Linked DNA regions of Homo sapiens: region 2 is linked to region 1. A link is a contact called in ENCODE Hi-C or POLR2A ChIA-PET data. All regions are on one chromosome and are shown on one strand. The core of a region is the stretch at or near the end of the contact, and the rest is flanking DNA. Distances in the headings are between cores, read along the strand shown. Region 1 has its middle 40 kb from the start of CARTPT. Region 2 overlaps BDP1 (BDP1 general transcription factor IIIB subunit).

The links. A loop is a pair of places that touch in the nucleus more often than their neighbours do. ChIA-PET counts read pairs that join two places held with the same protein, here RNA polymerase II (POLR2A). Pooled maps may share reads with other maps.
Region 2: a map of PC-3 shows a loop between it and region 1 (7-fold over the local background). The contact joins two enhancer-like sites. A Hi-C loop is called at or near these places in 5 of 168 maps with a recorded cell type or tissue (Caco-2, GM12878, HepG2 and 2 more) and 9 of 50 pooled maps. POLR2A ChIA-PET finds 5 or more read pairs at or near these places in 1 of 52 experiments (T-cell).

What each region holds. Positions count from the first base shown.
Region 1 is chr5:71,756,550-71,762,568 of GRCh38, forward strand. No RefSeq gene overlaps it. Among named protein-coding and RNA genes, the nearest start is that of CARTPT, 40 kb to the left of the region's middle. Within about 2 kb of position 1,427, at least 3 of the 41 ENCODE cell types and tissues checked have a DNase peak (open chromatin) inside an H3K27ac peak, as active enhancers do.
Region 2 is chr5:71,529,911-71,535,154 of GRCh38, forward strand. BDP1 (BDP1 general transcription factor IIIB subunit) reads left to right here. Exons shown (of 39, transcript NM_018429.3): 26 at 2,398-2,517. Among named protein-coding and RNA genes, the nearest start is that of MCCC2, 55 kb to the right of the region's middle. RefSeq lists a silencer at 1,959-2,159. Within about 2 kb of position 3,906, at least 2 of the 41 ENCODE cell types and tissues checked have a DNase peak (open chromatin) inside an H3K27ac peak, as active enhancers do.

The DNA of each region.
Region 1 (6,019 bases), core at 177-2,676:
TGTGGCAAAATATTTACAGATGTGCAGCTATTCAGTGCAATATTATTTATGATAATAAAAACTAGAAACAATCAGCTGGGCCTGGTGGCTCACACCTGTAATCCCAGCCCTTTGGGAGGCTAAGGTGGGCAGATCACTTGAGGCCAGGAGTTTGAGACCAGCCTGGCCAACATGGTGAAACCCTGTCTCTACTAAAAATACAAAAATTAGCCAGGTGTGGTGGTGCTCACCTGTAATCCCAGCTACTCAGGAGGCTGAGGCAGGAGAATTGCTTGAACCTGGGAGGCAGAGGTTGCGGTGAGCTGAGATCATGCCACTGCGCTCCAGCCTGGGTGACAGAGTGAGACTCTGTAAAACAAACAAACAAACAAACAAACAAAAAACCACAAGCCAGGCACAGAAAGACAAGCTTTGCATATTCTTATTTATTTGTGGGAGCTAAAAATTAAAACAATTGTACTCATGGAGCTAGGGAGTAGGATGGTTACCAGAGACTGGGAAGAGTAGTAGGGGGAGGTGGAGGAAGTGAGGAGGGTTAATGGGTACAAAAAATAGAAAGAATGAGTAAGACCTAGTATTTTCTAGCACAACAGAGTGACTATAGTAAAAAATAATTTAATTCTACATTAAAATAACTAAAAATGTGTAATTGGATTGTTTGTAACACAAAGGATAAATGTTTGAGGAGATGGATACCTTATTTACCATGATGTGATTATTACACATTGCATGCCTGTGTCAAAATATCTCATGTACCCCATAAATATATACACCCACTATGTACCTACAAAAATTAAAAATAAAAAACAACCCAGAATAGAAACAGCCCAAATATTCATTGGCAGGGGAGCACTTTAATGTGAGCACATAGGGAATGGGTACAACAGGTGCAGAGGATGAGGCAGATCCATAGGTTCGTAAAGCTGCATGAAAAGTATCTGCAACCCACTGCCGACTGAACAACAGGAAAGTCAAGATCCATAGGAGGGGTCTGATGCCATTTCTGCAAAGTATCAACTAGTAACAACAGCAAGAGGGTAGTTGCTGCTTGGATCCACAGCAGTGTCCAGAGCCGTTCTGGAGCCATGTGCCTGCTCTGGATGCAGGGCCACCAGTTCTCAGCTGGAAAGTGAGACGATAGTGAGGAATCTGTTTAGCATGAGAGGCATTATTCTAAGGAAAGCAGCTACGGTTAAAATCTTGTGTGTGTGGAAAGGAATAAAGGTGCCCCTCTTGGGTGTGAAGAAGGCTGTGCCACAGACAGGAAGAGGACTTACTTGTAGACGTATCCCCAGAACCCCCACCCCTAAGAAACGTCATATTCACCACTTCCAGAATCACAGACTTGGCAGGGCTTAATCATTTTTATTTTAGCAGCTCTTGCTTTTAATGTCTGATTCATATGGGAAGAGCAGGGAAACAGGCCCAGTCTCTGGGGTCATGGGTCTTTAACCTCACGATGAACCTGCCGTGGAAGAAAGAGTTGTCACGTTGAACGCTGGCCTTGACGCAGTTCTGAGTAGTCCTGCTCTAAAATGCTGAGGCCAGGCACCGAAGAGACTGGTCTTCCACTGCCCTCTGCAGCAGAAAGAGAACACCGCAGTCAGGGACAGGATCTACCCAAGCCATATAGGTGTTTCAGCTGTGATTTTTTATTTTCTAAATTGACAAATAAAACTTGTATATGCTTATGGTGTATAACATGATGTCTTGATATACGTAAACATTATGGTATAGCTGAATCAAGTAGATTAACGTATGCAGTACCTCACATGCTTAGCATTTTTTTTTGTGCTGAAAACTTAAACTCTACTCTCTTAGCAAACTTCAAATATGCAATATATTATTATTAACTATAGTCAACATGATGTGCAATAGATCTCTTGAGCTTATTCCTCTTATCTAACTGAAACTTTGTGTGTCCCCAGACAGACCCCCACTTCCCTGCCCTCCAGCCCCTGGCAACCACCATTCTACTCTCTACTTCCATGAGTTCTACTTTTTGAGATTCCACATATAAATGGAACCTCTCATGCAGTATTTGTCTTTCTGGGCCTGGCTTATTCCACTTAGCATAATGTCTTTCAGGTTGATCCATGTTGTTACAAATGACAAGATTTTCTTCTTTTCAAAGCAGAATCATGTTCTATTGTGTATATATACCACATTTTCTTCACCCATTCATCCACTGGTGAACACTGAGGTTGATTCCTTAACTTGGCTATTGTAAATAGTGCTGCAATGAACATGGAAATGCAGATGTCTCTGAGACATACTGATTTCACTTCCTTTGGATGTACACCCAGTAGTGGGATTGCTGGATCATGTGGTAGTTCTATTTTTAATATTTGAGGAAGCTCAATACGGTTTTCCATGATGGTTATACTAATTTACATTCTCACCAACAGTGTACAAGGGTTCCCTTTTCATCACATTCTTACCAACACTTGTTATATTTCATATATTTGATAATAAACATTCTAACAGATGTGAGATGGTATCTCACTGTGGGTTTGATTTGCCTTTCCCTGATGATTAGTGAGTGAAGTGAGCATTGTAAAATATACCTGCTGGCCATTTGTATGTCTTTTTTTTTTTTTTTTTTTGAGAAATGTCTTCTCAGGTCCTTTGCCCATCTTTTTTTTTTAAATTTTATTATTATTATACTTTAAGTTCTAGGGTACATGTGCACAACGTGCAGGTTTGTTACATATGTATACATGTGCCATGTTGGTGTGCTGCACCCATTAACTCGTCATTTAGCATTAGGTATATCTCCTAATGCTATCCCTCCCCTCTCACCCCACCCCATAACAGTCCCTGGTGTGTGATGTTCCCCTTCCTGTGTCCATGTGTTCTCATTGTTCAATTCCCACCTATGAGTGAGAACATGAGGTGTTTGGTTTTTTGTCCTTGCGATAGTTTGCTGAGAATGATGGTTTCCAGTTTCATCCATGTCCCTGCAAAGGACATGAACTCATCATTTTTTATGGCTGCATAGTATTCCATGGTGTATATGTGCCACATTTTCTTAATCCAGTCTATCGTTGTTGGACATTTAGGTTGGTTCCAAGTCTTTGCTATTGTGAATAGTGCCGCTATAAACATACGTGTGCATGTGTCTTTATAGCAGCATGATTTATAATCCTTTGGGTATATACCCACTAATGGGATGGCTGGGTCAAATGGTATTTCTAGTTCTAGATCCCTGAGGAATCGCCACACTGACTTCCACAATGGTTGAACTAGTTTACAGTCCCACCAACAGTGTAAAAGTGTTCCTATTTCTCCACATCCTCTCCAGCACCTGTTGTTTCCTGACTTTTTAATGATCGCCATTCTAACTGGTGTGAGATGTTATCTAATTGTGGTTTTGATTTGCATTTCTCTGATGGCCAGTGATGATGAGCATTTTTTCATGTGTTTTTTGGCTGCATAAACGTCTTCTTTTGAGAAGTGTCTGTTCATGTCCTTCGCCCACTTTTTGATGGGGTTGTTTGTTTTTTTCTTGTAAATTTGTTTTAGTTCATTGTAGATTCTGGATATTAGCCCTTTGTCAGATGAGTAGGTTGCAAAAATTTTCTCCCATTCTGTAGGTTGCCTGTTCACTCTGATGGTAGTTTCTTTTGCTGTGCAGAAGCTCTTTAGTTTAATTAGATCCCATTTGTCAATTTTGGCTTTTGTTGCCATTGCTTTTGGTGTTTTAGACATGAAGTCCTTGCCCATGTCTATGTCCTGAATGGTATTGCCTAGGTTTTCTTCTAGGGTTTTTATGGTTTTAGGTCTAACGTTTAAGTCTTTAATCCATCTTGAATTGATTTTTGTATAAGGTGTAAGGAAGGGATCCAGTTTCAGCTTTCTACATATGGCTAGCCAGTTTTCCCAGCACCATTTATTAAATAGGGAATCCTTTCCCTATTTCTTGTTTTTGTCAGGTTTGTCAAAGATGAGATAGTTGTAGATATGCGGCATTATTTCTGAGGGGTCTATTCTGTCCATTGGTCTATATCTCTGTTTTGGTACCAGTACTAGAAAAGCAAGAGCAAACACATTCAAAAGCTAGCAGAAGGCAAGAAATAACTAAGATCAGAGCAGAACTGAAGGAAATAGAGACACAAAAAACCCTTCAAAAAATTAATGAATCCAGGAGCTGGTTTTTTGAAAGGATCAACAAAATTGATAGACCGCTAGCAAGACTAATAAAGAAGAAAAGAGAGAAGAATCAAATAGATACAATAAAAAATGATAAAGGGGATATTACCACCGATCCCACAGAAATACAAACTACCATCAGAGAATACTACAAACACCTCTATGCAAATAAACTAGAAAATCTAGAAGAAATGGATAAATTCCTCGACACATACATCCTCCCAAGACTAAACCAGGAAGAAGTTGAATCTCTGAATAGACCAATAACAGGCTCTGAAATTCAGGCAATAATCAATAGCTTACCAACCAAAAAAAGTCCAGGACCAGATGGATTCACAGCCGAATTCTACCAGAGGTACAAAGAGGAGCTGGTACCATTCCTTCTGAAACTATTCCAATCAATAGAAAAAGAGGGAATCCTCCCTAACTCATTTTATGAGGCCAGCATCATCCTGATACCAAAGCCTGGCAGAGACACAACCAAAAAAGAGAATTTTAGACCAATAGCCTTGATGAACATCGATGCAAAAATCCTCAATAAAATACTGGCAAACCGAATCCAGCAACACATCAAAAAGCTTATCCACCATGATCAAGTGGGCTTCATCCCTGGGATGCAAGGCTGGTTCAACATATGCAAATCAATAAATGTAATCCAGCATATAAACAGAACCAAAGACAAAAACCACATGATTATCTCAATAGATGCAGAAAAGTCCTTTGACAAAATTCAACAACGCTTCATGCTAAAATCTCTCAATAAATTAAGTGTTGATGGGACGTATCTCAAAATAATAAGAGCTATCTATGACAAACCCACAGCCAATATCATGCTGAATGGGCAAAAACTGGAAGCATTCCCTTTGAAAACAGGCACAAGACAGGGATGCCCTCTCTCACCACTCCTATTCAACATAGTGTTGGAATTTCTGGCCAGGGCAATCAGGCAGGAGAAGGAAATAAAGGGTATTCAATTAGGAAAAGAGGAAGTCAAATTGTCCCTGTTTGCAGATGACATGATTGTGTATCTAGAAAACCCCATTGTCTCAGCTCAAAATCTCCTCAAGCTGATAAGCAACTTCAGCAAAGTCTCAGAATACAAAATCAATGTACAAAAATCACAAGCATTCTTATACACCAATAACAGACAGACAGAGAGCCAAATCATGAGTGAACTCCCATTCACAATTGCTTCAAAGAGAATAAAATACCTAGGAATCCAACTTACAAGGGATGTGAAGGACCTCTTCAAGGAGAACTACAAACCACTGCTCAATGAAATAAAAGAGGATACAAACAAATGGAAGAACATTCCATGCTCATGGGTAGGAAGAATGAATATCGTGAAAATGGCCATACTGCCCAAGGTAATTTATAGATTCAATGCCATCCCCATCAAGCTACCAGTTACTTTCTTCACAGAACTGGAAAAAACTACTTTAAAGTTCATATGGAACCAAAAAAGAGCCTGCATCGCCAAGTCACTCCTAAGCAAAAAGAACAAAGCTGGAGGCATCACACTACCTGACTTCAAACTATGCTACAAGGCTACAGTAACCAAAACAGCGTGGTACTGGTACCTTTGCCCGTCTTTAAATTTGGCTGTTTGTTTGTTTACTACTGAGTTGTTTAGTGACTTTTGTTATCAGGAATCTCTTTGCTTTCTCTAATTCTAGTATTTTGATTTCTTTTGCATGTTATGCATGATCATTGCAATGTACTGAATGTTTGTCTCACTTTCAAATTCATATGTTGAAACCCTAATCCCAATGTATTAGGAGGACGGGACTTTGGGAGATAATTAGTTTATGGAGCTCCCATTAATTGGATTAGTGTCCTTATAAGAAGTGGTCAGTGATCTCTCTTT
Region 2 (5,244 bases), core at 2,656-5,155, 220 kb before region 1:
AGGGGTTAAGGGAGAGATAGCTAATGGGTATAAGGTTTATTTTTGAAGTGACAAAAATGTTCCACATTTGAATGTGGTGATGATTGCACATATCTGTGAATATCCCAAAATACATTGAATTGTACACCTTAAGTGGGTTAACTGTATGTTATGTGAATTGCAAGTCTTTTTTAAAATAAACTGTATGATGCTTAAAAAACCAACTTTTACTTTATAGAATATTCCCTTTTCCCATCCAGTCCCAACTCTTCAAGAAGTATTTTTTCTTCTCAAATCATCTGAACTTTAAAATTTTTTTTTGTTACATTTATTTATTTTTCTTTTCTTTATTTTTATTTTTTTGAGATAGGGTCTTACTCCATTGCCCAGGCTGGAGTGCAGTGGCATGATTTCAGCTTGCTGCAACCCCCGCCTCCCAGGCTCAAGCAATCCTCCCACCTCAGCCTCCTGAGTAGCTGGGACTACAGGTGCACAACCACCACACCCGGCTAATTTTTTTTTTATTTTATTTTCAATAGAGATGGGGTTTTACCATGTTGTCCAGGCTGGTCTCAAACTCCTGAGCTCAAACAATCTGCCAACCTCAGCCTCCCAAAGTGCTGGGATTACAGGCATGAGCTACCGTGCCTGGCCTATTGTTTTTAAATTCATTTTTTTGGAGACAAGATCTTGCTGTGTTGTCCAGGCTGGCCTCAAACTCCTAGGCTCAAGCGACCCTCACACCTCAGCCTCCGAGTAGCTAGAACTACAGGCATGTGCCCCCGTGCTCACTTGAATTTTTTGGTTCATCCCAGTCCTGTCAGATATTACCAAAGATTTTTCTCTAAATTTTGTATCTGAGGAAACAGATGTGGTACATACAAATGTAATTATAACAAATATGTTGGCTGGGCACAGGGTCTCATGCCCATAGTCCCAGCACTTTGGGAAGCCAAGGTGGGCAGATCGCTTGAGTGCAGGAGTTCGAGACCAGACTAGGCAACATGGCGAAACCTCATCTTTACAAAAAATACAAAAATTAGGCATGGTGGCACATGCCTGTAGTCCCAGCTACTTGGAGGGCTGAGGCGGGAGGATTGCTTGAGCCTGAGAGGTTGAGGCTGTAGTGAACCCTGATAGTGCCACTGCACCGCAGCTTGGGCGATAGAGTGAGGCTTTGTCTCAAAAAAAAAATAACGTATGTCTTGAAGGCAGATTCTCAGACTTGACTCTTTACTCACAGTTTCTACTCAGCCATACAACGTTTTATACTGTTTTTTTCTGTTAATAAGAGAATAGGCCCAGGTGTTGTGGCCATCATCGCACCACCGCAGCTGGGGTGACATGAGTGAGACCCTGCCTCAGAATAACAAAAGAAAAACAAAAAAATAAGATAATAAGAACCAGACTATATTGTATGTATTCTAGTAGGTAAATACCTTTTTAGTGCTCAGATTACACGGCTCTTTAAGTAATAGGACTCACAAATGAAGAGTAAATATGAGTGAACTTCTTATTTTACATGGCTGTTGCCCTGGGTATCAAGAATCGTGCAGGCTTTGGGGTTTTGGGAGAAGGGAGTTGGTGTGGGGGCAGTGGTATGATAAATATTTTATTTATTTATTTATTTATTTTTGAGAACAACTTGTCACTCTGTTGCCCAAGCTAGAGTGCAGTGGCATAATCTCGGCTCAATGCAACCTCCACCTCCTGGGTTCAAGCGATTCTCCTGCCTCAGCCTCCCCAGTAGCTGGGACTACAGGCAGGCACCACCATGCCCGGCTAATTTTTGTATTTTTAGTAGAGATGGGGCTTCGCTGTGTTGGCCAGGCTGGTCTTGAACTCCTGACCTCAGGTGATCCACCTGCCTCGGCCTCCCAAAGTGCTGGGATTACAGGCGTGAGCCACTGCGCCTGGCCCGATAAATACTTCTAAGGGCTTTCAACTCATTATAGATAGCATTTATGACCGTATATAATTAGTTGATTACATGTCTGCTTTTCTGTTAGATTGTGAATTCATTGAGGATAGGGACTACACTTATCTTATTTGACTTTATATCCCTGTACACCTAGCCTTCTATAAATGTTAACAGACTGAACAGAGAAATTAGGGGGAAAGTGAGGACAAAGTGAAGAAAATGGAAAATGAAATGCCAGGCACTAAGAAGATGAGTCTTAGAAAATTTGCTTACTGGTTTTAATAGTCACAGCCACCTCAAAAATTTTAAATGTTTTACTTTTGCCAAGTTGCTGTCAGTCAATAAAAGAATTACTCCATTCCATTTTTTAAGTTATGTATGAATGTGGATTATTTCTTCATTTTAGCGTTTCATCTTACTTATTCATGTTGAAGATGAGGCTTTGTTTTGCTGTTTATAATATGCCAAAATGAAATGATAAAACTTTATTTTGACAGCTTGAAATAACTGTGAATGTCCCAGATGTAGGATGCATAGCTGTTGTTGAACATGAGCTACCAAACACAGATGTGACTACTGAAGAAATGAAACAAGAAGAAAATTTGAGTGTACCGTTTGTAAGCATCCATTTTAATATGTTTTGGCCTTTTATTCTTTGTTTACTTTGAAAAGACTGGAGGTTCCTTTTGATAGCTTTAGGTTTATAAACACTTTACTTAGCTAATTTCTCTTTGTAAGGAGCTGTTAGTCTGAGTAGTAAAAACTAGTGAAAGCAATGATTTTGTTTGTTTGTGGGCAGAGCTCTTAATATCCTCATAGACTTTTACATTAAAATTCAGTTGCATTAAATTTATACTAAGTATAAACAAGTTAAAATATATTCTGTTGCGTTTTATTTGCACTCTTCCATTATTGGTATTTATTTGCCTTTGCAAGCGGAGGCTTGAAATTGTAACTTTTTAAAAACAGCTTTATTGACATATAATTTACACACCATATGATTTTCTCATTATTTAAAGTGCACAATTAAGTGACTTCTAGTATCGTGCAAACATTATCACAGTCAATTTTAGGACATTTTCATCACCTCAAAAAGAAACCTTATTAGCAGTCACTACTCCTTTCCTCCCAACCCTCACTGGCCTGGGGAACCAATAATTTGCCTTCTGTCTTTATAGATTTGCCTGTTCTAGATGTTTCCTAGACATGAAATTATAAAATCTGATCATTTGTGTCTGGCTTTTTTCACTTAATGTAACATTTTTTACTGTTCATCTATGTTGCAGCATGTAGTGGTACTTCCTTACTTTTTGTAGCCTAATAATATTCCATATGGATATGGTACATTTTGTATATCCATTCATCCATTCATGAACATTTGGATTATTTTCATTTTTTGTGTGTTATACATAATGCTGCTGTAAACATTCATGTAGAAGTGTTTGTGTACAATATGTTTTTATTTCTCTTGGGTACATTTCTAAAAATGTAATTGCTGAGTCATATGGTAACTCTATGTTTCATCAGTTGAGGAACTGCCAAACTGTTTTCCAAAGTAGCTATACCCTTTTACATTCCCACCAGCAGTTTATGAGGGTTCCTGTTCTTCCATGTCCTTGCCGGCACTTGTTATTTCACTTTTTTTTTTGTTCGGTGGATTTTTTTTTTTTTTTTTGAGACGGCCTTGCATTGTCACCCAAACTAGAGTGCAGTAACACAATTGTAGCACACTACAGCTTTGACCTCCTGAGTGTAAATGATCCTCTCCACTCAGCATCCCAAGTAGCTGGGACTGCAGGTGTGTGCCACCATGCCCAGCTAATTTTTTTTTTTTGTAGAGGTGGGGTCTTGCTGTGTTGTTCAGGCTGGTCTCGTACTCCTGTCCTCAAGTGATACTTTTACCTCAGCCTTCCAAAGTGTTGGGATTACAGGCATGAGCCACTGTGTCTGGCTTGACTTTTTGGATCTAGCTGTCCTAGTGAGTGTGAAGTGGTGTCACATTGTGGTTTTGATTTGTATTTCCTTGGTGACTAATGATGTCAGGCACATTTTATGTTCCTATTGGCCATTTGTATATCATCTTTGAGAAATGTCTATTCAAATCTTTTGTCTGTTTTTCTTTTATTGTGCTATTTGTCTTTTTATTATTGAGTTGTAAGGAGTCTTTATATAATCTAGATAAAAGTTGCTTAGCAGGTATATGATTTGCAAATATTTCCTCCCTTTCTGTGGGGTTGTCTTTTCACTTTCTTGATTTCCTTTAAAGCAAAAAGTTTTAAATTTTGATGAAGTTCAGTTAATCTGTTTTTTCATTTGTTGCTCATGCTTCTGTTGTCAGATCTGAGTCCTTTGTCAAACCCAAGGTCATGAAGATTTACCCATTTTTCTTCTAAAAGATGATTTTTGCTTTTACGTTTAAGTCTTTGATCCATTTTGAGTTTATTTTTATACATGGATAACCTCATTATCCAACTTATGTCTTTTGCATGTTGCTATCCATTTGTCCTATCACCATTTATTCGAAAAGACTATTCTTTCCCCATTGAATAGTCTTGGCACCCTTATCAAAAATCAGCTGACCATAGATGTATGGGTTTATTTCTGAATTCTCAATTCTGTTGCATAGATCTATATGTCTGTTCTCATGCTGGTGATGCTATATTGATTACTGTTACTTTGTAGTAAGTTTTTTTTTTGTTGTTGTTGTTGAGATGGAGTCTCGTCTGTCGCCCAGGATGGAGTGCAGTGGCATGATCTCAGCTCACTGCAAGCTCCGCCTCCTGGGTTCACACCATTCTCCTGCCTCAGCTTCCCAAGTAGCTGGGACTACAGGCGCCCACCACATTTTGAGACGGAGTTTTCCTCTTGTTGCCCAGGCTGGAGTGCAATGGCGCGATCTTGGCTCACCACAACCTCTGTCTCCCTGGTTCAAGCAATTCTCCTGTCTCAGCTTCCCGAGTAGCTGGGATTACAGGCATATGCCACCACGCCCTGCTAATTTTGTATTTTTCGTAGACACGGGGTTTCTCCATGTTGGTCAGGCTGGTCTCGAACTCCTGATCTCAGGTGATCCACCCGCCTCTGCCTCCCACAGTGCTGGGATTACAGGCATGAGCCACCGTGCCCGGCCTGGGATTGTTTTCTTAATTTCATTTTTGGATTGTTCGTTGCAAGTGTGTAGAAATAAAAATGATTTTTGTATATTAGCTTTATATCCTGCAACTTCTTTGGTGGATTCCTTAGGATTTTCTATTTGTCAAATCATGTCATCTGCAAATAAAGATAGTTTTACTTCTTTCTGTATTAGTTTCCTAGGATCACTGTAACAAAGTACAGATGCTCCT